2 separate regions of the Homo sapiens genome follow, and region 1 is linked to region 2. A link is a loop called in an ENCODE intact Hi-C map of the cell type or tissue named here. Cell type or tissue: ascending aorta. All regions are shown on one strand. Links, peaks and the distances in the headings refer to the core of each region. The heading gives the core; the rest is flanking DNA. Region 1 has its middle 45 kb from the start of LINC01107. Region 2 overlaps TRAF3IP1 (TRAF3 interacting protein 1).

Region 1 (12,047 bases), core at 1,850-9,849, 220 kb after region 2:
GGTTTGCCTGCATCACCTGCAGTGGAGATGGTTGGTTGTTTACCAAAATCATTTCTCCCTTCTCTCTGGACATACTGCTGGACTACATTTCCCATCCAACATGACAGGTGGGCACGGCCTGACGACTGGATTGTCCAACAAAACACAGAAAGTGTAGACAAGAGAACAGCAGAAAGTGACGCCTGCAGCCACAGAGATGTGCTCCCAGTCTCCCTCTTTTCTGACTGCTGGGGGTGCACACCACAGCGAGGCCCAAGGGCTGTGATGGAGGCCTAGGATGGAAGGTGGCTGGTCCCTGAATTACTTCTAGGAGAGGCACCATCTGCTGAGCAGGAACCCCTGCCTGGGACAGTTGCAAGAACAAGAAATCAGCTCCTTTTGTGCCAGAACCAGTATGCATGTTGAGGTCCAATCCTACAGTTAGTGATGTGGTAACAGAAATGAGCTTTGTGCTTCCATGCCCTGGGCAACTGCAGGCAGCTGAGGCCCCCATCTGCAGGTGGTCTCTGCAGGCAGAGGGTTTCTGGTGAAGGGCCCTATGGGGTTTCTGATGAGGGCCCCACAGAAACCAGAATCTCTTCCCTGCTGCTTATTTCAAATTCTGCTCGGTTGTCCCTTCCAGGCCAGGCGGGTAATCTTGCTTGTGGCCACACTCCTCTTCCTGGGACCTGAGCCTGCCCTCCTGCTCCTGAGTAGTTCATTGTGATGCTGTCTGCTGTGGCTGTGGAGTGCTACGCGCTGGCCAGCCTGAGGGCGACCTGTACCGCCTTGGCCAAACCCTTTACCCCACTGAGAGATACCTCCCTCATCTGCAGCGAGAGTCCCTACCTTGTAGGGCAGTGTGAAGGATGTCCTGAGATGGTCAGGACTTAGCACCCTGTAAGCACAAGAGCTGTTCTTGGTGGCGTTATGATCACACCCACAGATAGGGCCTCAGGCAGGCCTCAGTGTCCTCCTGGCTGGCCACGTGCTACGGATGTCCCCATGCACTTGATGTGTCAGCAGCAGAAGGACCTTCAGGAGGAGGCAACGATGGGATGAGACGAGGCTCAAAGGAGGATGTTGCCGCGCAGAGACGTTTCGGGAATATGAGGCAGGTCACCACCTATGATTCTTGTGGTAGTGGAGGAATGGTGGCGGCTGTCATTGTGACACCCACTTTAGAGACAGGAAACTGAGCTTCAGAGAGGGGGAGTCCAGGCCCCACAGCACACAGCCAGGAAAGGGCCGGGCAGAAGGGGCTTTGGGTTTTAACCTAACTCACCCCGACTGCCTGCTTCTTCACCCAGCCATCATGGAACGTCTCTGTGCCTCTTCCCTGCTCTCGTGGAGGCCTGGGTCAGGCAGCTGCCCAGAGGCAGACGTGCACTGTGACCCTAGAAGACTGTTCCAGACAGGCCAGCCCAGGCAGAGACAAAACAGGGACCTGCTCCTCATTGGTGTCACGACCAAATGCAGGGGATTTGCTAAGGGAGGCGCAGCCATGAATTGGGAGCCAGCTTCGTGCTCTGCCACTCCTTCTTGCTAATCCCTCGAAAATCCAATCAGAGCTGTTTCCCTCCATGAAACCAACTGGACACAGCACATACTGGCCGGACCTCTGCCAGCATGGAGTGGATCTTTTTTCTGTTTAAAGAACCAGGTTTCAAATGTTCTTAATAAAACGTTTATATATATCATGCAGGGTGCAAATAAATATTTTAATATAATTGGAAGAATGTAGAGAATTGTAAAAAGTTATGGAAGTTTTACTTCTGATTGGCCAAGACTCAATAAACTCTGGTTTGATGTACTCTAATTTATAGGCGTGCAAAGCCAACTCTTTGGCATCAGAGAGGCCGTTAACGTTGTAATGATGTTTAAACGCTGACAAATGAGCTGCTTGGGCGGCACCTTCAGCCCTGAGAATGGAACTGTTGGAGCTGGAGGACTTGCCTGTCCCCAGCTTTCTCCCTTCCTCCCGTGCTGGTGGAGCAGGTTAAGGGCAGGAGGACTGTTCATTGGGGCGACTGCTCCCCATCGGTTGAGGGGAGGGCACAAAGGGGACCCATGGCTTCTTTTTCACTGTTGTCCCTAATTATGGTCTTTCTCATTAAAATAACAAGGACCATTTCTGCTAGAAACGCTGACACATGTTTTTACTTTTCTGGGCCGATGGAAACCACATGTAGAATCCATTCCTTCCTTTTTTCCCTCCAAAATGCAAATGGAAGAGCTGGTCCAGGGGGTCCCCGGTTGCCCAGCCCTGAACAGAGGCTTGGGGAAGCCCCCTACTCCCACGCCAAGACGTGACTTGCGCTTCTCTGGGCACTTTGTGCCAGCCCTACCAGGGAGTGCTGCCCCGCTCCCCAGGTCTCCCTCTGCTTGCTGGCACTGGGCACTCCCAGCAGGCATAACCCGAGCAGAGCTGAGTGGTTATTTATAAACTCTCTTGAATGCCAAAGCGCCAGGAACAATCCATTCCCCCCGTTTGCAGGAACATACTTTCAGCATAACTCATCACTTTGAAGATGGGTCCAAACTTTTGTTCACATTTATTGACAGGAAGTTGTTTTTCAAAGCTCAAGTCAGCAGGCAGGCCCCGGGCCAAGAGGCTCCGCCACCTCAAGCTGGCGCGGCTCTGAGGGCCCATAAATTGTGTTAGCCTCCCACCCACCCCTCTCTCTCCCTTTTTCCGCTAGAATTTGCCCAGAGGTTGAACATTACGTTTTCCCTTTGTAAAGTTTCTTCTTAAACTTTTTCTTTCTTTCTTTTTTTTTTTTTTAAGAGAAAATCACCTATTGGAAGTGTTAAGAGGTTCTTTTCCTCTCTGAAATTCTAACCCTTTATGGTGCTCTTGAACTTCCTCTTTCCCGCATAAGCCACTCTGAGCCCTCCTTACTGCATGAAATTTCTCGGCCAAGGGTCCTCCTTCTCATCCCCCTACTTGAGCCTTGAAGCAAGAATGTCCTCCCGGGCTCTAAGAGCTCTGCCTCTCCCCAGGCCTCTCTCCCCTCAACTGGGAATCAGGAATCCTAGGGCAGGTTGTCCCAAGGCCTGGAGGGGCCATCAGGCAGGAGGACTCAGTGATGTGGGGTCTCCTGTGGCTTCTTAGCTCTCTACTCACCCCACACATTTACCCTTTGGGGCTGACCTGGGTGTCCATGACTTATAGATCTAATCCTCCCCCAACATCCCACTAATGTTCCCAAATTGTCCCGCCCCCAGTGGGACCCCTCCATTCCCCTTTAAATAGACTCTTCTCCCTACAGCCCTGAGCTCTTCCAGTTACCCCAACCAGGGACCTGGGGGTCATCCCAGACCTCTCCCAGATTCCTGCCCCTGGTTGGGCACTGAGTCCTAAGTGTTTCTGTACCAAATTTGTCTTCCTACCCCTTCACCACTGCCTGGTTTCAGGCCCTGCTCCATTTTCGGGGTCACTCCCAGACCTCGGCAGGCCAACTTCTCTGTGTCCCAGATGCCTTTTCTGTAAATCGGGGCAATGTCAGTGCCCACCCCACTGCGTGGTGGCAAGCATTTCATGGGCTCATGTTTGCAAAGCACGCAGGATGGCTCTGGGCATCTTAAGTGCCACAGGTTGTTCTCCTGCTGCCGCTTTTCTTGGGTCTCTGGGTCACCCTGTCACTCTGAGTCAGTCCATTCCTTATGCAGCCACCGAGAGGACCTTGAAACAATGCACAGCACATTCTGCCATGCCTGTGCTTGAACCCTGTGCCCGCTCTCAGTTCCCCGTGGGATCCCCCATCCCTGGCTCTGCCTGTCTGCCTCCTGTGCCCCGCTGTGTCCAGGGGCTCTGGCCTTTGGAGTTGGCCTTGTTCCTTTCTGTTTCTCCCCTGGTCATTCCCTCCCTCTCCTTCCCTGTGAGCCCCTCTGGAAGGTGTTCCTGACCCTCCACTGTCCCTTCTACCCTGTCCTGGCTCAGAGGCCCTTGCCTACCCCCACACAGGCGTGCCGTGTACTCTGCCACGAAAGCTGCAATTCTTTCTCACGATCTCTGTGTTTTCCTGCGTTTGGAGACAGGGTCTGTGCCTCAGGGATCTCTGGGCCCACGGTGCCCAGCACAGATTATGGGCATAGTAAATAAATGCTCATCTAAAACGTGTGAATGACAAAGACCAGGAGACAGACCATGGCGCATGCGTGAGTTAGGAATTTCCCCCATGACGTCACCTCTTTGACTATTCTGATTTTGTCTAGTGATGGGTCAATCCATTTTTTGGTTTTTAACCTTGACAAGAGCCCAAATACCAAAATGAACTGTCTCTGTGTACTGATATCATGTGAAACTTTTCAAACCCAGGAAGCATTGGAAGCTCACACTTTTAGTGGGACCAGGGAGGAGAAGGGAGAGAGGGACATGAGGGAAAAAGGTGAATGGGTCCATTTTGTCTTGGAAGAAATAGGAAACGCAGCAGTCCGTGGAGGAGCCTCAGGGGCCCAGGTGTGGAAGAGAGTGCATGAGGCTTGGATCTGCAGGGGTGCTGCCCCGCGTGGGTCTGCCCGGGAGTCCTGAAGTCCTTGCTGCTGGAGAAGAGGGGTTGTTCTGGAGCTAATGGCATTGGAGCAGTGAGGTCAGATTGCAGGGACTAGGCACAGCCAGTGCTGGGAGGGCTTTGCCCTTCCCGCGGCTTTGTGCATTTGTTTTCAAATACAAGTAATAAGACTCTGGGCTGTTTGGAGCCCTCACTGGAGCCCCTCAGACCAGGAAAGGAAGAGCTGCCGGAGGCAACGGATACTAACCCAAGCTAGTTGATGCCTAACTAAACACCTGCATCTTGGTTTGTTTGTGTGGGAAGTGATGGTTGGACCAGGTGGTCTCTGGCACCTTGTGGGGGTGCCTCACCAGCTGCAGGGCAGGGCTCCAGGCTGGCAGAGCCTGCAGATGTCCCCACCAATGCTGTAGCGATGGGCTGCCACGGATGCTGGGGCAGCAGCCACGATGAGAGCCTGGGGGTTGGCCTCCTTGGGGTAGCCTGGTAGCTGCCAGCCCTGAGTGGCAAGAAGGTGCAGTGGGCTGGCCCTGCACCCCACTGCTCTCCTGTCCCCCACATGCCTCCTGCTGGGGGTCTCGAGGCTCAGCAGCGGCACTGACGGCCTCCGCAGGACCCCCTCCTGCCTTCTCACACTGGGGGCTTCTCCACTCCTCTTTTCCTGGTGCGTAGCGTCCTGCTCTCTGGTCCCTTTCATCGCCTTGGGGGGTGTTCCCTCCACATTCTCAGGTGGAAGTGTTTAAGGCCAGTCCCACAGCCACCCCTCTGGATCTCCTCCACCCCAGCGCGGTGCCCCCTGCAAATGGGGCCCACATGTACAGCAAAGCAGGATGAGGCAGGCCCCGCCTGCCAAGAATGTGGCGCAGCCTCCTGGGCATGGGACATTGAAGGGAGCGATGCATGCAGGACAGCGTCCTCCTCTGCCTGGAGTCCATGGAGGAGACCTCCTCGGAGTGGGAGGCTCCGCAGGCCGCCAGATGCTGGGGAGGGCGCTGGGAAGCTGGGAGGAGGTGGCGGGACGTGGGTGGGGAGGGGCTCCCTGTTGGGGCGTCCCGTCCTGTCCCAGGGGCTGCGGGAGTGGTCCCACCATAGTGGTCTCACCTTGGCCCAAATAGAGGTGGTGTCACCCAGGCCTTGCTGGGGAACATGGAGCTTGGGGTCCCTGGGACACCGCGGAGGGTCCACGTTTCCCCGAGTCCATCGGCAGGTGTGGACACCGCCTTTTCCTTCCTCTCGCCTTCTGCTTGGCTGTCTCTTGAGATGACTTTAGAAATGTAACACCTTGAGAACACTGTATGTTCACTTCCCTTTGAGCCTCATGACGACCTCAGAGAATGAACGCTCCCCCCACGCTGGAGGCTCGGGTGGCTAAAGCCGTCCCCGGGTGGCGATACTGGGTGGGCCTGGCGCCCGCCTGGTCCCCTGTGTGGTTCCTGGCTTACTTCCCCTCCTCAGTGCCACGTCCATCTCACAGACTTTTTTTTTTTTTTTTTTTTTTTAAACTGGTAGTTCCAGATTTGGGGGCAGGAGGCAGTGATTTGGGTGTGAAAATCCGCTGAGCTGGGATTGAACATGATGGGGCTGGAGACTCTCAAATGGGACAGTGGCTCGTCCTAACTCAGAGCCCAGCCCACACCTGTCCCCAGCACCCAGCACCCAGCACCGTGCCCCCAGCGCTTACCCCATGGAGGGTGGGAAGACAGGTGAATTAGTGTAGGAAGGAATAAGGAGGAGTCCCGTTCAGTGGAGAGCAGGCTGTGCGCTACCCCACTGTGGAGAAGGGTTGCACAGGCACCTCCAGGGGTATGTTCTGGCCACTCCGTGCTGCAATCTTGGGGCTGCCTGCCCATCCCTAACATGTTAGACTCAGACTCACTGCTCTTGCATCGTGCCCCAGCCTCCAAGGAAAACCAGCCAGCAACCACAGCGCCGGTTCTAGGGACCCTCCTGGATCAGGCCCACGTGGTTACTGCCCCTCGGGCCTCAGATCAGTGGTTCTATCCCCAGCTCACCTGTCCCTACCCGCCCGTGGTCTGACTTCTGCTTCTGGGTTCTGCTCCTCCTTTGGGCCTCTGATCCTCCTTTGGGCCTTGCCCTGCAAGCTGCTTTGCTCTGGTTGGTCTCTGAGAGGAGCCCCTGCCCCTGGTCCAGTGCGGAAGGAGGAGGCTAGCAGCCAGCGCTTTCCCGCAGCTCACTTGCTGTCTGTGGGCCGACAGGAAGTTCTTCATGGGGAAAGCCAAGAAGCCAAGACTCACATAGCAAAGCCTCCGTTTGGAAGCCGGTGTTAGTCCTTTCTCCTTGAGGAGCAGTTTCAGTCAGTGCATCACTCCAAATGGGTTTGGTAACACTGAGCTTATGGTACAATGAAAATCACTCTTGCCAAGAGAGCAAATGCAGATGAAAGGCAGGGTGAGTCACACGGGCTCTCCATGTCCCTCTTGCTGCACCCCCAGCAGCCTTTGACACAGGAGCCAGCCACAGACAGTGCTGGACCCCAGCACGTTGCCCCAGACTATGCAATGTCCAATTTCTCCAGGCCTCACCTTCTAGGACCCACTTCCCGATGCCTGGACATCTCATTGTTCTTTTCTGGTTTACTTCCAAGCTCTGGGGAATCCACCCTTGGCTAGCATCACTCAGAAATTGCACAACTACCATTTTAAGACAAGATTTTAAGAGCTGTTTAATTTAACTTTTAATGTTGGTTAAGCTCCTATAGGTAGTGTCTGGGACAGTGTAGCAGCAGGAGAGCAAATTCTGGCACCTACCCTTATAAGAATTTATGAACAGTGTTTTCTGCTAAAAATAGTAAAGTTCTAGTTCTGCTGACTACATAACAATGACCAGGGCAAGCAACTTGCTTAATCGCCTCAGTCTCATATATTTTTTTTTCACTCGTCAGAGGTGGACACTCAACTTTCATAAGATAAGTGGCATGAAAATGCTCTTTGAGCTGTAAAAATATTGGCTGATTTACAAATGACTGTTTTGACGAAGGTATTGGAAAGAACTTTTATTAGAAGACAGTGAGTGCTTCCACAGGCACTAACCTCTCTGGTGTTTTGAAAATGCTCCAAAGGGCAAATTCTAGCACTGTGAAAGATTTGAGAGACGGCTACCTCGTTAGCTGTTCTATTTCCTCATTATTATTTTTGGCATCTCAGATGGCCACTGACAGGCATAAAGAGATTATTTCTCCCATATACCCATCTCTTTTTCAGGAATTAAAACTATAGAAAATCTCAGTGGCAAGACTGGGGCACAGGAGCCAGGGAATGGGATGAGAAATGTTCCTTGCAATGCCGGAAGCCCTTTCCCGAAGTCACACATTTTCATGAATAAACTAGGGATGAGTTAAGCTGGATGTTAGAGTTGGATTTATAATGTATGAAATAGTTTATTGTAAATGTTTATTTTAAACCTCAGTTTTCAGCAGTCTGATGAACCAGATAGCCTGAGAAACATCTTGATATAAAATGTCTAGGGATGTTGGCTAAAATACAGCAGTATAATAAACATTGCTCTTGAAAAGATAAGGGAAATCCCTTGTGGAGGCCCAAACCAAAGAGGAAACAGAAACCAGAAATATAAGATAACCGATGCTAGGGCTATGCTGGGGGAAGGCATGGGATGGCAAAGGTGGGAGTTGAGGTTACTTTGTATGTCTTTTTAACTAATGAATTTTTGGATTTTAATGGCCATGCAGAAATAGGAAATGAATCTTTGAGCCCATAAGAGGCTGGAAATTAGAACTGAGTTTCCTATACAAGAGTTGTCTTCTGCCTTTGAAGAATTACACTTCCAATGAAAAGGTGGACCAGAAGAACAATCCAGCCATTGGCACAGGGAAATAACAGAAAGCCTGTCAACCTTGGCCTGATTCTGAGTAGGAGAAAATGGTTGTCCTTGAGAATTTGTATGTAGTGGCTATCCTCAGGTGTATTTGGGGTGTGAATTTATACTATCTGAGTGACATGGAGCCCCCAATCTGAGCAATTTAGATAAAATTAACCCTGGAGCACCTGGCAGGAGAAAACACAAAATCTCTGTGGATGTACACAAAGCATTCCTACAGAAAAACTGCAATGAAGATGAGCTCACAATCCAAAAGTGCCAATCCAAGGGAGAAAAATAAACTCTGAGCAAGTTCAAAGATATAACAAACAGTGGGATTAAATTCCTAAGAGCTTCAGGCAACAATATTATCAAAATAAAGATTATGAGATAGAATTAAAGACACAATGGAAAATTAAAAAAAAAAGAGAAAACAGCAAGCTGCCACCAAGGGAAGACAAAAGACAGGGAAGATTTGAAAAGAACAGAAGGAAATATATAGGAATAAAAATATAGTGATTGAAATTTAACTAAGTCTTTAATGGTTAGGTTAAAAAGCAAATTAGACATAACTAAAAGGAGAATTAGTTAAGTGGAAAATCACTGTGAGCACATGGAAATAAAGAGACAATTTGGAAGCAAGATTAATAGATATGGAGAATAGGACAAGAAGGTCTAATAGAAGCACAATAGGAGTTATAGATGGAGAGAAAGGAGAGAATGAGAGTGAGTCAATATTGAAAGAGATGGTGACTGAGAATTTTCAAAATGGAGAACAGTTCTGAGCTCTCAGATTCAAGGAAAATGTAGTCCTAAATATTAGGGTAGACATAAGGAAATGCATCCCTGGATAGATTAGAGTAAGCTATGTAAGAATGCCAAGTACAAAGATAATACCTTAACAGTAGCCAGAAATGTAAGATGTCCTATGAAGGAATGACAATTAATTTGGCTGCCACTTCTCAATGATGACCAAAGGATAGTGGAATTATATCTTCAAAGTGTTGAGAGAAAATAGAATTTTCTACCTAACTAAACTGTCATACAAGAATTAGGGAGAAAGGATGAAAAACAAAGCATTAGGGAATTTATAACTAACAGAGTCCCAGCTAAAGAACTTCCAGGAATGCACTTTATCTGGAGAAAACTGAATCCAGAATGAAGAAGTGAACCGAAAGCAGAATGGTGAGCAAATAAATTAGTAAACATATGGATAAATTGGAACAGGATTGACAATGGATGACAACAATAATAGCAATGACATTTCACATGTATAAAAACACGTAGGACCTGAAATACTGGATTAAGTATCATGTAAGTTGGGAGGAGAGTGACCCAATCCCCTAGTAATATGTAACGTGGGAGGATAATAATCTAGAATTCCAAAATCATTGAATGATCCCATGAACAATTGAGTTAACTTGAGATCTTGGAATGCTGAGTACACATGTTAAAATTTTAATCATGACTGCTGGGAGTTGGGGAGCGTGATAAAAGTAGAATTTGTAATTTTCAAAACAGTAAAGGAAAAATGAGAAAAGAAACTCTTTAATCCTATTGAACAAGGCGGCAAATGTTTTCTGTAAATGGCCAGATAGTACATACTTTTGGCTTTGTGTGCCATATGGTCTCTATTGTATCTATTCAACTCTGCTATTGTAGTGCAAGAGAAACCATAGAGAAGATTTAAACAAATGAGCATGGTGGTGCACTCCAATTCAACTTAGTTTATAAAAATAGCAAATGAACTGGATTTGGCCTGAAGGGTGTAATTTGCCAATCCCTGCTATAGAAGATAGGAAAAGAAGTAAAAAGCTAGAAAGATAGAAAGCACAAATTAAGATGGCAGAAACAATTCCAAATAGGTTAGTTAACTACAAAAAATGTAAACAAATTGAGTTTTCTGAATAAAACCAGAGACTGATAGATTAAATAAAGAAAAAAATGACTTTATGCTTTTAGCAAGACCAATTCTTAAACAATATGGAAAACAGAAAGGTGTAAAGTAAAAGTGGAGAAATAGATGTGCCAGACAAAGATTGATGAAAAGAAAGGTTATTAACTATATTAAAACACAAAAAAGGCCTTAAAGTAAAAAAAGCATTAGTCAGGTCTAAAAGGATTATTTTAAAATGGTAAAAGAACTAGAATTCACTAGGAAAAATTTATAAACTTAGATACCCCTAAAAATATGGCCTCAAAATACATAAAACAAAATTTGACGGAATTACAAGGAGAGGTTTATAAGTCTACCCTTACAGTGTAACAAAGTAAGTGTATGGATTTTTAAAATACAAATTAAGAATTTATATCTAATGACATATAGAATGTTATACCTAAAAATTAATAATGCATATTCTTTTCAAGTACAAATGCAACAGTTATAATAATCACATATTAGGTCATAAAATACAATTCAACAAATATTAACAAAATGGGATCATGCAGGCCATGTTCTCTCTCCACTATATATTGTTCAAGTAAAAAAATTGAATGAAGTTATACATTTGGATGTTTTAAAGCATATTTGCAAATAAGTCATGATCCAAAGAAGAAATCATAATAAAAAAGACTATATTATAGGCTGAATGATAATAAAAATGCCATACATCCACACTTGTGGAATGCTGTTACAGTAATACGTAGAACAAAATTTATAGCCCTAAATGCATTCATTAGAAAAGAAAAAAGACTGGATACTATTAATCTAATAGAAATTAAAAGAACACAGGATAGGAGGCAGAACTAGCTTGCAGTTCCAGCTCCGATGGACAGAGCAGGGTGTGGAGACTTGGATCATCAACTTTTGCTCCAAAACGACTACTGCAGGAATATACCAGGAAAGCCAAGAGAGCCCACAGACCCTCTGAAGGAATCGGATTGCTCCTGCGGGATCTGGGAGACAGCCCACGTATTGTGAGTGTCTAAGCTGTGACAGTGGAAAAGTGGGATTATCTGTCCCTGAACACACACCCTCACTGGGGAAGCTGAAGGTCTAGATCAGGGGAGAAGGATTTAACCTTACTTGGAGCTGAGTCAACTTAGAGAGCCAAGTGAAATACAGGGGTAGAGGAAGCAGTGGGAAAAGCCCTGTGGGCTCTCTGGGGTCCCCAGGGAAGCCATTTCTTACTTTTCTCACAGGTGTCCTTGGGGAGGCTGCCAGAGGAACTGGGAAAAGACCACAGGGAGAAGGAAACCTCCAGCTGAACTTTGTAACAATTCCAACCAAATGTGAAGTCTCCTGGCCAGAACTCAGGGGAGGGCATAAATCAGATGTGCAGATGCGACAGGTGGGGAGGTGTGAAAATTCTACTTGCTTTCTCATATGGGAGGCTGGTACCCTGGGGCAAGTTCTCAGCCCTGCTGCTCATCGCCTGGAAACAAACTCAGTGCTGTTGGGGCTGAGGCACGGTGGGAGTGGGATAGGCCTTTTGGGTTGTGTGGGAGCTGGGTGAGGCCTGTAACTGCCACCTATCCCCCACTTCCCTGACAACCTTGATGACACAGCAGAGGCAGCCATAATCCTCCTGGGAACATAAGTCCGTTGACCTGGGAACAACACCCCCAACCCCGCAGCAGCAGCAGCAAGCCCTGCCCAAGGAGAGTCTGAACTTAGACACACCTAACCTTGCCCCCACCTGATGGTCCTTCTCTATCCACCCTGGTAGATGAAGACAGAGGGCATATTATTCTCTTGGGATTTCTAGGGCCCCACCCACAGCC
Region 2 (12,047 bases), core at 1,430-9,429:
TTTCTGAAGGTCTTTTTGTGTCTCTATCTCCTTCAGTTCTGCCCTGGTCTTAGTTATTTCTTGCCTCCTTCTAGCTTTTGAATTTGTTTGCTCTTGCTTCTCTCATTCTTTTAATTGTGATGTTAGGGTGTTGATTTTAAATCTTTCCTGCTTTTTCTTGTGGGCATTTAGTGCTATAAATTTCCCTCTACACACTGCTTTAAATGTGTCCCAGAGATTCCGGTATGTTGTGTCTTTGTTCTCATTGGTTTCAAAGAACATCTTTATTTCTGCCTTCATTTTGTTATGTACCCAGTAGTCATTCAGGAGCAGGTTGTTCAGTTTCCATGTAGTTGTTCGGTTTTGAGTGAGTTTCTTAATCCTGAGTTCTAATTTGATTGCACTATGGTCTGAGAGACAGCTTGTCGTGATTTCTGTTCTTTTACATTTGCTGAGGAGTGTTTTACTACCAATTATGTGGTCAATTTTGGAATAAGTGCGATGTGGTGCTGAGAAGAATGTATATCTGTTGATTTGTGGTATAGAATTCTGTAGATGTCTATTAGTTCTGCTTGGTCCAGAGCTGAGTTCATCTTCACTTTCTTTATGGTGTCTTTCAATGACATTTTAAAGACATTTTTAATTTTAATCAAACTTTTCAATCTTTTCTCTTATGGTTAATGCTTTTGGCGAGTCGGTTAAGAAATCCTTCTGTATTCCAAGGTCAGAAAGATATTTACTCTTTTTAAAAAAGTAAAGCTTTGTTTTGACATGTACATGCTTAATCCACCTGGAGTTGATTTTCCTGTATTCTGTGGGACAGAAGTGTAGTTTTTTTCTCTCCTCATATGGATAACCAAGTTTTCCTCCTTTCCCCATTGATCTGCAATGCTGTCTCTGCTGAATATGAAAGTTCCATATGCGTGGAACTCTTTCTGTGTTCTCTGCCCCAGAGGTTAGCAAACTTTTTCCGTAAAAGGTCAGGTAGTAAATATTTTCAGCCATGAGAACCATGTAATCTCTGTTGCCACTACTCAACTTTGTTATTGTAGTGTAAAAGCAACCACAGGCAATATATAAATGCATGAGCGTGGCTGGTTTCCAATAGGGCTTTATTTATTTATGGACACTGAAACGTGAATTTTGTATAACTTTCATGTGCTGCAAAATATTATCCTTTAACTGGGTTTTTCAACTATTTATAAATAAAAAATCATTCTTAGCTCATGGGCTATAGAGAAATCCAGGTGGTGGGCCGGTCCACAGGCTGTAGTTTATACTGCTCCACTGGCCCGCACTGATACCACCCTGCTGTAATGACTGTAGCTTCAGAACAAGGCCTTGTGTCTGGTAGCAAAGCCCCTGCCGCCTTATGCCTCTTCTTCAGCTATGTTTTGGCAATTATTGGTCTTGTCCACTTCCATCTACATATTATAACCTGCTTATTGAGTGCCGTGAAAAACCCTCTTGGGATTTCAGTTGGAGTATTTATGAACAAAACTATCTCTCCATTTATTTAGACTTGCTTTAAAGTCTTTTAGTGAATGTTTATAATTTGATTTGTTAAGGTTGTTCGTATCTTTTGTTAGATTTATATGTGGGTATTTATAGTTTATCTGCTATTATAAATACTGTATATTTATTTAAAATTGTTTTCTAGTTGTTGATTGCTGGTAGATAGTAATGCTGTTGACTTATAACCAGCTTCATTTAAAACTGTTTGCTTTAAACGTGTCTGTTGAGTCTTTTCTGTTTTCTTCGCTGTAATAGCAGCAAACACCTAATAGGGCACGGTGTGCAGGCTCTGTTCTAAGACAGCTAATAACATAGGTCATAGTGAGACTCGGGCACTGTTGTTACCCATTTTGAAACTGGGGCATTTGGAGGTTAAGGAACGTGTCCGGGGCCGTATGAGTGGTGAGTGGCAGAGGAGTGATTCAAGCCCAGGCAATCGCACCCAGAGTCCATGCCTTTAGCCCAAGCTCCGCACCATTGTCTGTGTCATCTGAAAGTCCTGATGGCTTCATTTCCTTCTTTCCAGTCTTAGGCATTTAATTCCCTCTTACTGTTGCATTTCTGTGGCTAGGCCCTCTGCTAGAGTAGGAATAGTAATGGTGATTGTGGGTAACCTCGTTTCCTTCCTTCCTGATTTTCTTTTTTTTTTTTTTTTTTTTTTTGAGACAGGGCCTCCCTGTCACCCAGGCTGGAGTGCAGTGGTGCAATCATGGCTCACTGCAGCCTTGCTTTCCTAGGCTCAGGTGATCCTTCCTCCTCCCAAGTAGCTGGGACTGCAGGCGAGTGCCACTCTGCCTGGCTAAGTTTTTGTAGGTTCCCCCCCCACTGTGGGGCTTGGTTATTAATGCGTGTTAAATTTTACTAAATGCTTTTTCTGGGTCGATTGAGATGATTCTATTATATTCCTTAATTCACTATATGATTGTAGCTTTTCTAATATGAAACAGTCTTTACATTCCTTGGATCAAATCAATTATGGTATATTATTATTATTTTTAATCCACTGTTAAGAGTCTAGTTGCTAATTAGTATTTTTCCATTTATATTCATGAATGAAATGGACCCATAATTTTGTTTTTCTTGTATGATCCTTATTTTTTTTAGTACCAAGGTCAAGAATGAATTGAGGATATTCTTTGTTTTTATCTGTTCTGGAAGAGATTGTATATGATTGGAATGTATTTCTTGACAATTTGACAGCTTCACATGTAAAACCACCTGAGCTTGGTGTTTCTTTGTGGGAAATACTTAAACCATTGTTTTCATTTTTGTATTAATTATGAGAGTATTCAGGCTTTTTAAAATGTGTTTTCGAGTCCATTTTGACTGTCAGTTTTTTGAAAATTTTCAAGCTTATTGGAAAAAAGCTCTTGCTAGAACTCTTTAATATTTGCTCTGGATGTAGTTTAGTTTAGTTTAGTTTTTGTTTGTTTGTTTGTTTTTTGTTTGTTTGTTTTAACCAATATTACTTACTTAGGCATTTTTCTTTTTTTAAATATATTTTTCCAGAAATTTGTCTGTCTGTCTAAACCACTGGCTTTTGGCTTTGTTGTTCTCTTTTTAATCTTTGTTTTTCTTTTCATTGATATCTCCAGTTTTATTTAAATTTTCTTCCTTCTCTACTATTTTTCTTTTTAAATTTATTAAGTTGGACACCTAAGTTACTAGTTTTTATTTAGCCTTTTAAGAATCTAATGGAAACTTGTTTTATGACTATAAATTATCATGTTTTAAAAGTTAGCATTCATTCATTCACCAGCCATCTGGCACCTGCCATGTGCTAGGCACTGTTCTCGGCATTCAGTCAGAAACGAATGACAAGGTTAACAACTGTCTTTTTGGCAGCTGTTGAGATGTTCCTATATTAATAGACTTCCTAATGTTGAACAGTTCTTACACACCTCAAATAACCTTTGCCTGGCCATCATCTATTATTTACCCAATATAAAACTATATTTAATTTGCTGACATTTAAAAATAGAACTTCATCTCTATATTAAAGTGGAATTGGCCTGGAGTTTGAGAGAGAGAGAGAGAGAGTTTGTGTTTAGGTTTTAGAATCAAGGTTATGTCCATTTTATAAAATTAATTTGGGACCCTGCGTTTTTTCCTGGGCCCTAGAACAGTTTAAGTCTGATGGGTGATCTGGGTTAAGGGAACTTTGAGGCTGGGCACTTTCTTCGCAGTTTGATCTGAAGCCGGGACCCCCCCCCAGGCCCCAGGCTGCTGGGTCAGAAGCCTCTTACCATCACTTGCAAACCCAATACCATGAGGCACTCAAGTGGTTTTGCGGTCAGTCTTTGCTGACCAGTACCAGGTTGCTTCTGCTCTTGCCTTCAGGGGAGGTGGGTCAGGAGTAGAAAGGCCCCAGAGGGAGGGTCCAGTCCTTCTTTGGTGCCCTCTGTGGGACTCAGCGTTCGGTCCCCACCTCAGGCAGCCTGGCGCTGATGCTGATGCAGCCGCCCTGTGTCAGGTGCTCAGCGGAACCCCAGACTTGTTCTCCTTGTTTCCTGTCGACTCACTCTTTGGTCGTCTGTGTGTCACTGGGGGCCTGTTTTCTTGCAGTCCAAGGTTACCTGGAGGCTGCTGGTCTCTCGGGCCGGACAACCCCCACCCCATTTAAGTCCCTGCCCACGAGTCTCCTCTTCAGAGAGGCCTTTCCTGTCCACCTAGCTGTGTGGGGCCTCAGCCGCACACTCACCATCTCTGACCCGGGCTCTGCTATCCTCACAGCATTGGTCACTGACTGAGACCATGCGACTGACTGAGACCATGCAGCTGGCTGTCAGGATGCTGGTGGAGGGAAGAGTGAGGAGTGCCAGCTTCAGCAGAACTCCTTATTCTGTCTGCCTTGGCAGCCACAGACACCTGCTCGTGTGAAGGCGGCAGCGTGGTGCCATCACTTGGGTATTTGGAACTTGACCATCCTGTATGTGAATTTTCCTTTGCTCATCCAGTCCTTAGACTCACTTCTTCTATTCATAATTAATTCTGTGACACGTGTTTTCTGCCGAGGACCTCTGACCTCATGGCCACTTCCTGCTGCAGGTTTAGACGGTGGTTTCCTCCCCCGCTCACATGCCAGCCATTCAGTTCAGTGGGTCTCTTGTTGCCCAGTAACTACCTTTTATAGCTGGTATTTTTGGAGTGATTAAATATGTTAAGAATTTAGAAGGCAAAATGTGTAATAATAACACTGGAGCCAGAATGATAAGGAAATACTGTAGCAATAGGCTCAATAGAAAATGATTAATATTTTAGTAAGACATTTAAAATAGCAAATCCAATTAGTTAGTACAGAGGTGGAAATAAAAAACAAAATAATTGAATAATCACCTCACTGGCCATTTCCAGCATTGATGGAGAAAGACAATTTTAAAGTCCATTTTAAAACTTAGATTCTTTTGCTGCTGCTGCCTATGAGATGGAAAGGGATTCTAAAATGTAGAGAAAGTGAACTTTACAACCTTATGTCCTTTGAAATTTGCTTAGAGGTTCATCTGCTCAGAGACGTCTACGTATTAGAACCATTCAGAGAGTGTTTCTGAAATGCTGGTGCCCAGGCCCCTCCCCTCTCAATTAGGATCAGTCTCTGGGCAGGTGCTGGCGCTGGGTGTAAAATTGCTCCCCAGGTGACTTCGTATGCAGCTGGATCCCTACGGTGCCTTCCAGCTTCTCAGAGGGCCTCTCTGAGCCCTGCAGGAGCCACGTGGAGAAGCTGCTTACCTGGGCCCTTTGGTTCCTGTGCACAACGACTGATCCTGTTAAACCCAGAAAATATGGTGTCTTCATGCCCAGGAAGGGAAGGTCCTCTCCCCCGGGTCCCTGAGTGGTGGGGGTGTCCTCTTGGATTTGGCTAATTTGAACAGGAAGCTCTGCAGTTGAGGCAGATCTTGCAGTATCCCCCTAACCGATAGGAAACATGCACTGCTGCCCGACCCAGTGGCCCAGCCCGGCCACTCACAGCATCTTCTTCTCGAGCATGTGGATGGACTTGGAGGCTTGTTTCCAGGCTGTTGTGGAAGAAGCAGATCCTGCTCTTCCTGAGCTCAGCCTCACCCTGAGCAGCCTCAGTTACCTGTGATTCACCCCCGGCCCCAAGGTGAGATGACCCCAACAATATTTTAAAGGAAATGCCTGCATCACACCTTTTTGTCTTTGAACTCCTGAAAAATCAAAATAACAGAAACACTGTTGTAAAGTGATTAGAAGAATGCAAGAAAATGAGGTAAAAGCATGTTAGCAACCTTCATTTTCATGAAGGTGTGTGAGTCAATGTTTAAATGTGAGTGCTGTAGCCATAAAACAAAGATGGAGAGCAAGGATCCTTCCTGGGAATATCTTCCATAGAGACTTAAGTTCTTTTGAGTGCTTGAAACCAGTTTTTCCAGATCTCTATTGAGTCTGACTCATTTGTTTTGGTTTCCTGAGGATACTCTCAAAAGGCTTCATCTGTCCTATTTACAGAATAGCAACTATTTTTCTTGCCACAATGACGGGATTTGGGTAGGATGCTTGGGTTTTTTTTTTTTTAATTATTTATTTATTTATTTTTTTTTTTTTCAGAATTCTGTTTCCATGGAACTCCTGGGTCAGCTAGGGTAGCTTGAACCCAAGTTTATCTTCCCCCTCTCAGAATCCCAGTGAAATGAATGGAACATAAAAATGGGGCAAAAACCAGTGAGGGTTGCACCCGCATTCCAGAAACTTTAGAAAAGTTTCTTTGGGACTTGCAGATGGGGCTGGATTCGAGGAGGGCCTGTAGGGCCCACTGAACCCCACTGACACCCTTGGAGGGGGCCATAGGCATGGGTGGCGGGTGGGGTGCTCTTTGATTCTTGTTCCCTGCTGTGGCTCAGTGGCATTTGGAAGTGGGCCCTGAGGAACTCCCAGGTTCAGGCAGGCTTGCCACCACGCTGGAGGCCGGGAAGGTGGGGGCCAGTCCTGTGCCTGCAAGCAGCACTGTGTGGAAGGATGCTGGCCAGGGGCTCCTCCAGTCACTGAAGAGAGATGGACCAAAGTTCCCTTGTAGACACCACCCTGATGGGCCACTGCCCTGCACTTGTCCCTGATGGGATCCTCGAAAATGGGTATAAACATTCATTTGCACCACTGTTACAGGTAGTGAGCAGAGAGAGGGTTCATGAAGCACCTCACGTGAGCAGAACTGACGGGGACCTTTGAGGAAAGCTCATCGTGGGCATGGGGTGGGATACTTCTGTAAATATGTTCATCATGCTCTACGAATTTAAAAAATGCCAATGATTAAGCGAAAAGCAAAAAAATGACATGAAGACAGGCTGAGAAGGAAAGGGGCTGGCGGGTAGGAAGCCACAGATGGGGAAGAGGAGCGCGCTGAGTCAAGGAGGGACTGTTACAGAAGCACACGGATGTGATCAGAGGAACAAAGTATTTACCTGAAGCCGTAAAGAAGCAGAATCGACACAACAGAATAAGCAACCAGTGATGTTTGGGGCAAACTTGAGAAGCCTTTCCAGAATATGAAGGAGGAAACACCAAAGCCATGGGGACATGTGAGAGAGGAGATGACAGAAAGGGGACAGAGAGCCCGGGTGTGATGGTTGGCATTCATAAGGAGGATACGAAAACAGGCGAAACAGATGCCACAGTGGTTCTCCTGCATGGAAGACCTGAGTATGCAGACAGGAAGGCACTCCCTGAGTGTCAGCTAAAAAGTACCAATATGATACTGAGACACATCCTGGTGGAATCGTTGACTGTCAAGGATAAGAAAAGAGCTCTGCAAAGGACCCAGCCAAAAAAGCTGATAAAAGAACAAAAATCAGATTGACCACAAACTTTTGCAACATTAAATGTTGAAAGAATCCAGAAAAATTTCACGATTGTAAAGGAAACATTGCAACAGAAGAACTTTATATAGCAGCTTAAGTTGTCATTTGCATCTGGAGGCAGTGAAATGGTGTGTTCAGATCAGCAGGTCGGGGAGGATGAGGGACATGTGGATGTCTGCCTCCAGGCAGGCCTTTTCCTGGGAGCGGCACGTCTTCCCTTGGCACCCCATAGATGTCTGAGGCTCAGCAGCTCACAGTCGAGTGTCACCAGCTTCCTCCCAGACAGACCTCCTTTGCTGGCTCAGCATAGGGCATCACTGTCCCCCAAGTTGCTCAAGAGAGTCCCACCCCTCCCTCCCTGCCCCTCCATCTCTCATAAAGCAAGAAGCCTGCATGCTTCTCTCTAGTCCTGCTGCCACCCTCTCCTGCCTTCATCAGTTCCCTGGACGGTTGGTCACAAGAGCCTCGTTGCCTCCTCTCTCTCTCCCCCAAGTTGGAAGCCACGTGTTTTTATTAAAACTTTGATCTCATTAGGTTTCTGTGCTCCTGAAATCCCTTTGTTGGCTTTTTATCGCCCATAGGATCAAGTCCGAAATCCTCACCACTCTCGGGCTCCAGCCACCTCCCTGCCTGTCTCTACACACTGTCCTCCAGCCTGCAGCCTTCCCTTGGCTTCCGGAACCTGCTGGTGGTTTTCACCTCTGAGGAAGTCTGCACCCAGCTCTCCCCTTTGTCTGGAATACTCACCCACTATAGGCCCACCTGCTGTAGGCTGCCCTCCAGGCAGTCTCCTACCACCCAGACTGTGTGGGGCTCCTCTTCCATTCCCCCATCTCCTTGGTGTCTCGGCAACTTGAATCAAACTTGCGGGTCTCTTTTCTGACTAGATTGTGAGAGTCCCAAGGGCAGTGGGCCCGGGCCCTGGCACACAGTAGGTGCTCAGTAAGTGCTGTGAGTGTGTGGCTGCACATAGTGGTGCTGTCCAGCATAGGCCTTTGGAAACTACCTATTAATGAACAATCTGCATTGAGTCTGTCAGTCATCATCCAACAGGTGAATGCTCACTGTCCCACTGCACAGATACACCGTGGCGTTTCCCTAGGCCCCTGCTGACTTTGGTGCTGGTGTGCTTACAGGCTTTTGCTATAATTAGAAATGCTGAGATGAAAAATCTTGCCCACGTATTTTTTAGCACCTCTCTAACGTTTCCTAAGGTAAATCTCAGAAGTAGAATCTTGGGTCGTCTAGATTGTCAACATCTTTCTGTCCCATACCTGAATGTGTTCATTTCCTCATTCTAGCAAACACTGGACATCTTAATTGATTTTGGATTCCTTGCTAGGAGCTAAACCCGTTTTATTACTTTTCATGTTGCAAATTGAGGTGAATAACTTTTTGTTTGTGCTAGTTGCATTTCTCTTTTTGTGAATTCCTGTTGTTATTCTTTGCATGGTGTTCTAATTTAGTCCGTTTACACTTAGTGCAGTTGTTGATATAGGGAGGCTTAAGTCTGTCATCTTGCTCCTTGTTTCACATATCTCCCCTTATGGTTTTTGTTCCTCTTTTGCTTATTTACTGCCGTCTTTGGGGTTGACTATTTGTTAGTTTTCTACTACATTTTGTCCACTGGCTTGTTCTCTGATTCAGCTGTGGTCTTGCAGGGCCCCCCCCATCTGGATGCATCCTCCTTGGCTCAGTGGCACCCTCATGCTCCTCCATGTAGACTCAGCTCTGTGCCCTGGTCAGGCTGTCATCCCCACACAAGATCTGGGGCACTCGTGGGCTGGCCTCCTGAGTGTCCCTTGTCTCGGGGCTCTCACTTGTATGCTGCCTCCGCCCACGGCTGACAACAGTTGCCTCTGATCTTTTGTTCTGTTTTACACTTGTTTGCTAGTCTGGTTTCTCCTTTTCTAATCTGTCCAGAATCAACCTGATGTATGTATGTATGTATGTATGTATGTATGTATGTATGTATGTATATATATATATATGGAGTCTTGCTCTGTTGGCCAGGCTGGGGTGCAGTGGTGTGATCTTGGCTTACTGCAACCTCTGCCTCCTGGGTTTAAGTAATTCTCCTGCCTCAGCCTCTGGAGTAGCTGGGATTACAGATGCATGCCACCCCGCCTGGCTAATTTTTTTTTTTTTTTTTTGTATTTTTTTTTTAAATACGTTTTACCATGTTGGCCAGGCTGGTCTTGAGCTCCTGACCTTGTGATCTGCCCGCCTCAGCCTCCCAAAGTGCTGGGATTACAGGCGTGAGCCACCACGCCTGGCCTGATGTCCTTTAAAAAGGATTACAGAATCCTAAAACTCTATGGCTAGAATGGAGTTTAGAGATTTCATTTCAGCAAAGATGAAGAAATTTGAACAAAAGGTTAAGAATTGCTAGTAATTTTTTCCTAAAGCATGTATTTTATTATATAATCAAAAGTGAGATAGAATATATTCTAGGATCGAAACTCTGTTTCCTAATAGATAAATGTATTTGTGACTAGTTCCCTTAGTAGTTTCTCCAGTATTTTTTCCTTCTTCATGTAGCCATGGCCAGGGAAGAGTCAGTCATTTCAGTTAAGAAATTCAAGTCAGTTGTAGCTTTTTATTTTTCTTTCTTTCTTTATTTTTTTTTGAGATGGACTCTCGCTCTGTCCCCCAGGCTGGAGTGCAATGGTGCGATCTCGGCTCACTGCAATCTCCGCCTCCCGGGTTCATGCCATTCTCCTGCCTCAGCCTCCCGAGTAGCTGGGACTACAGGTGCCTGCCACCACGCCCGGCTAATTTTTTGTATTTTTAGTAGAGACAGGGGTTTCACCGTGTTAGCCAGGATGGTCTCGATCTCCTGACCTCGTGATCCGCCCGCCTCGGCCTCCCAAAGTGCTGGGATTACAGGCGTGAACCGCTGCGCCTGGCCTGTAGCATCGTTTAAGTGTTGACTACTTACCTTACATTTAACCAAGAAATTATTCCTGAACCGGATAAAATCACTAGTCAGTGTACTTTCTCTTAAAAATAAATGACTCATGTAAAATTCAATATCCATTATACTGAAAACCTGTAATGAACTAGGAATAGAAAACTACTTCTTTTTCATGAGAGAGAGAAAACACCTGTGTCAACAGTCAACATCGTATGTAATAGTGAGTGGCTGGAGATATTTCTACTACAGTCAGGAACAAGGGTGGGTACCATGACCCTATTTAGATATTCTACAACAGTGGTCCCCAACCTTTTTGCTACCAGGGACTGGTTTCGTGAAAGCCAGTTTTTCCGTGGACTGCTAAGTCTGTTTGTACAGTATTCTTTTGGCCTCAAACCCACCTCTGGTGATGAGAATGTTTCTTTCCTTTTGGTGCAAGGAGGGCATCTCCTACATGGGAGTTTCATCACCTGCTTTTAAGAAGAAAGGGGGAAGTCAGACTGGCCTTCTTGCACCGCTGTTTTTTAAGTGCCTTTAGCTCAAAATAATGCTCCTGCCAAAGTAGCATATTTTTGGGTGGGATAGTCTGTCACCCTTCAGTGAACAGGTGATTTCAATAAATATTTCCCTTGTCGAAGTCAAATAAAATATAGAGACAAATCTTGAAATTTAAAACATTTTATTCGGGAAGAAAGAATTACAATTTGGGGTATACATGCAGACCAGATGGTCTTCGGTATGTCTGAAGAACAGAGCAGGTTGGGAGTTTTATCAGAAAGAGAAAGGTTACGTATTGTCTTGGAAGAAAACTCATTGGCACTAGAAAAGTTTTGGGGAGCTGGCAAGCTGGGATTGGTGAGTGACAGTGGTAGGTAAAGCCGGTCTTAGAGTCACAGAGGGTTGTTTCAGTGGCTTCTAGGTAAAACTGGTCTTAGAGTTACAGCAGGCTGTGTCAGCAACTGGGCTTCTGAAAAATATAACTCTTAAACATTTTTTTATTTTTATTTTTGTGACAGAGTCTCACTCTGTCTCCCAGGCTAGCGTGCAGTGGTGTGATTTTGGCTCACTGCAACCTCCGCCTCCCAGGTTCAAGCGATTCTCCTGCCTCAGCCTCCCAAGTAGCTGGGACTACAGGTGTGCGCCACCATGCCTGGCTAATTTTTGTATTTTTAGTAGAGACGGGGTTTCACCATGTTGACCAGGCTGGTCTTGAACTCCTGACCTCAGGTGATCTGCCCACCTGGGCCTCCTAAAGTGCTGGGATTACAAGCGTGAGCCACTGAGCCCGGCCAAAATTTAACTCTTGAAGCAGATGCCCTGAGTGCTTTTTCCCCTCAACCCTATCTCTGGTTTAGTTGGGTATGACAAGAATAACCCAACTCATAAAATCAATTTTCAGACCATTTTAAGGTCCATCAGAAAGGCCAGTTTGAAGATTTCTCTGTTTTGTGTTCTGATCTTTTGCCTTGACCACAGTGACCCATTGGGGCTCATGCCAAGCTCACTTACGCTGGCTTAACACATAATTCTAAGAGGGTTTCTCATTCATCTTCCAAGGCCATTCACGTTTATCTGTAAAAGTAGCTAACATTTAATGATATTTTGCTCTGTATGCATTTTTTCTCCTATAGAAATTTACCATTAATAATTATTCATTATAGACAATATAATTATTCTAACAGCTAACATTTATAGAGCACTTACCATGACTAAGGAATTGCATGTTTTATTTAATACAGTCACCTACAGATGAGACAGGCGTTACACCCATTTGCTAGGTTAGGAAAATGAGGCACAAAAGTTACCTAGTCCAAGATGATACA

The links. A loop is a pair of places that touch in the nucleus more often than their neighbours do. Peaks named below come from ENCODE experiments on the same cell type or tissue, not always from the same donor. Only the 100,000 strongest peaks of a DNase experiment are listed, where the experiment ranks them.
Region 1: it touches region 2 in a loop (3-fold over the local background); 8 of 110 quality-filtered maps call a loop at or near these places.

What each region holds. Positions count from the first base shown.
Region 1 is chr2:238,594,835-238,606,881 of GRCh38, forward strand. No RefSeq gene overlaps it. Among named protein-coding and RNA genes, the nearest start is that of LINC01107, 45 kb to the left of the region's middle. RefSeq lists an enhancer at 5,002-5,517. In ascending aorta, for the core only: no CTCF peak of the experiment used is centred there; DNase peaks (open chromatin) are centred at 2,447 and 6,747; H3K4me3 peaks cover 598 bases; H3K27ac peaks cover 4,101 bases.
Region 2 is chr2:238,375,098-238,387,144 of GRCh38, forward strand. The region is part of intron 15 of TRAF3IP1 (TRAF3 interacting protein 1); the gene reads left to right. Among named protein-coding and RNA genes, the nearest start is that of ASB1, 46 kb to the right of the region's middle. RefSeq lists an enhancer at 9,040-9,159. In ascending aorta, for the core only: no CTCF peak of the experiment used is centred there; DNase peaks (open chromatin) are centred at 4,172 and 4,544; H3K27ac peaks cover 2,144 bases.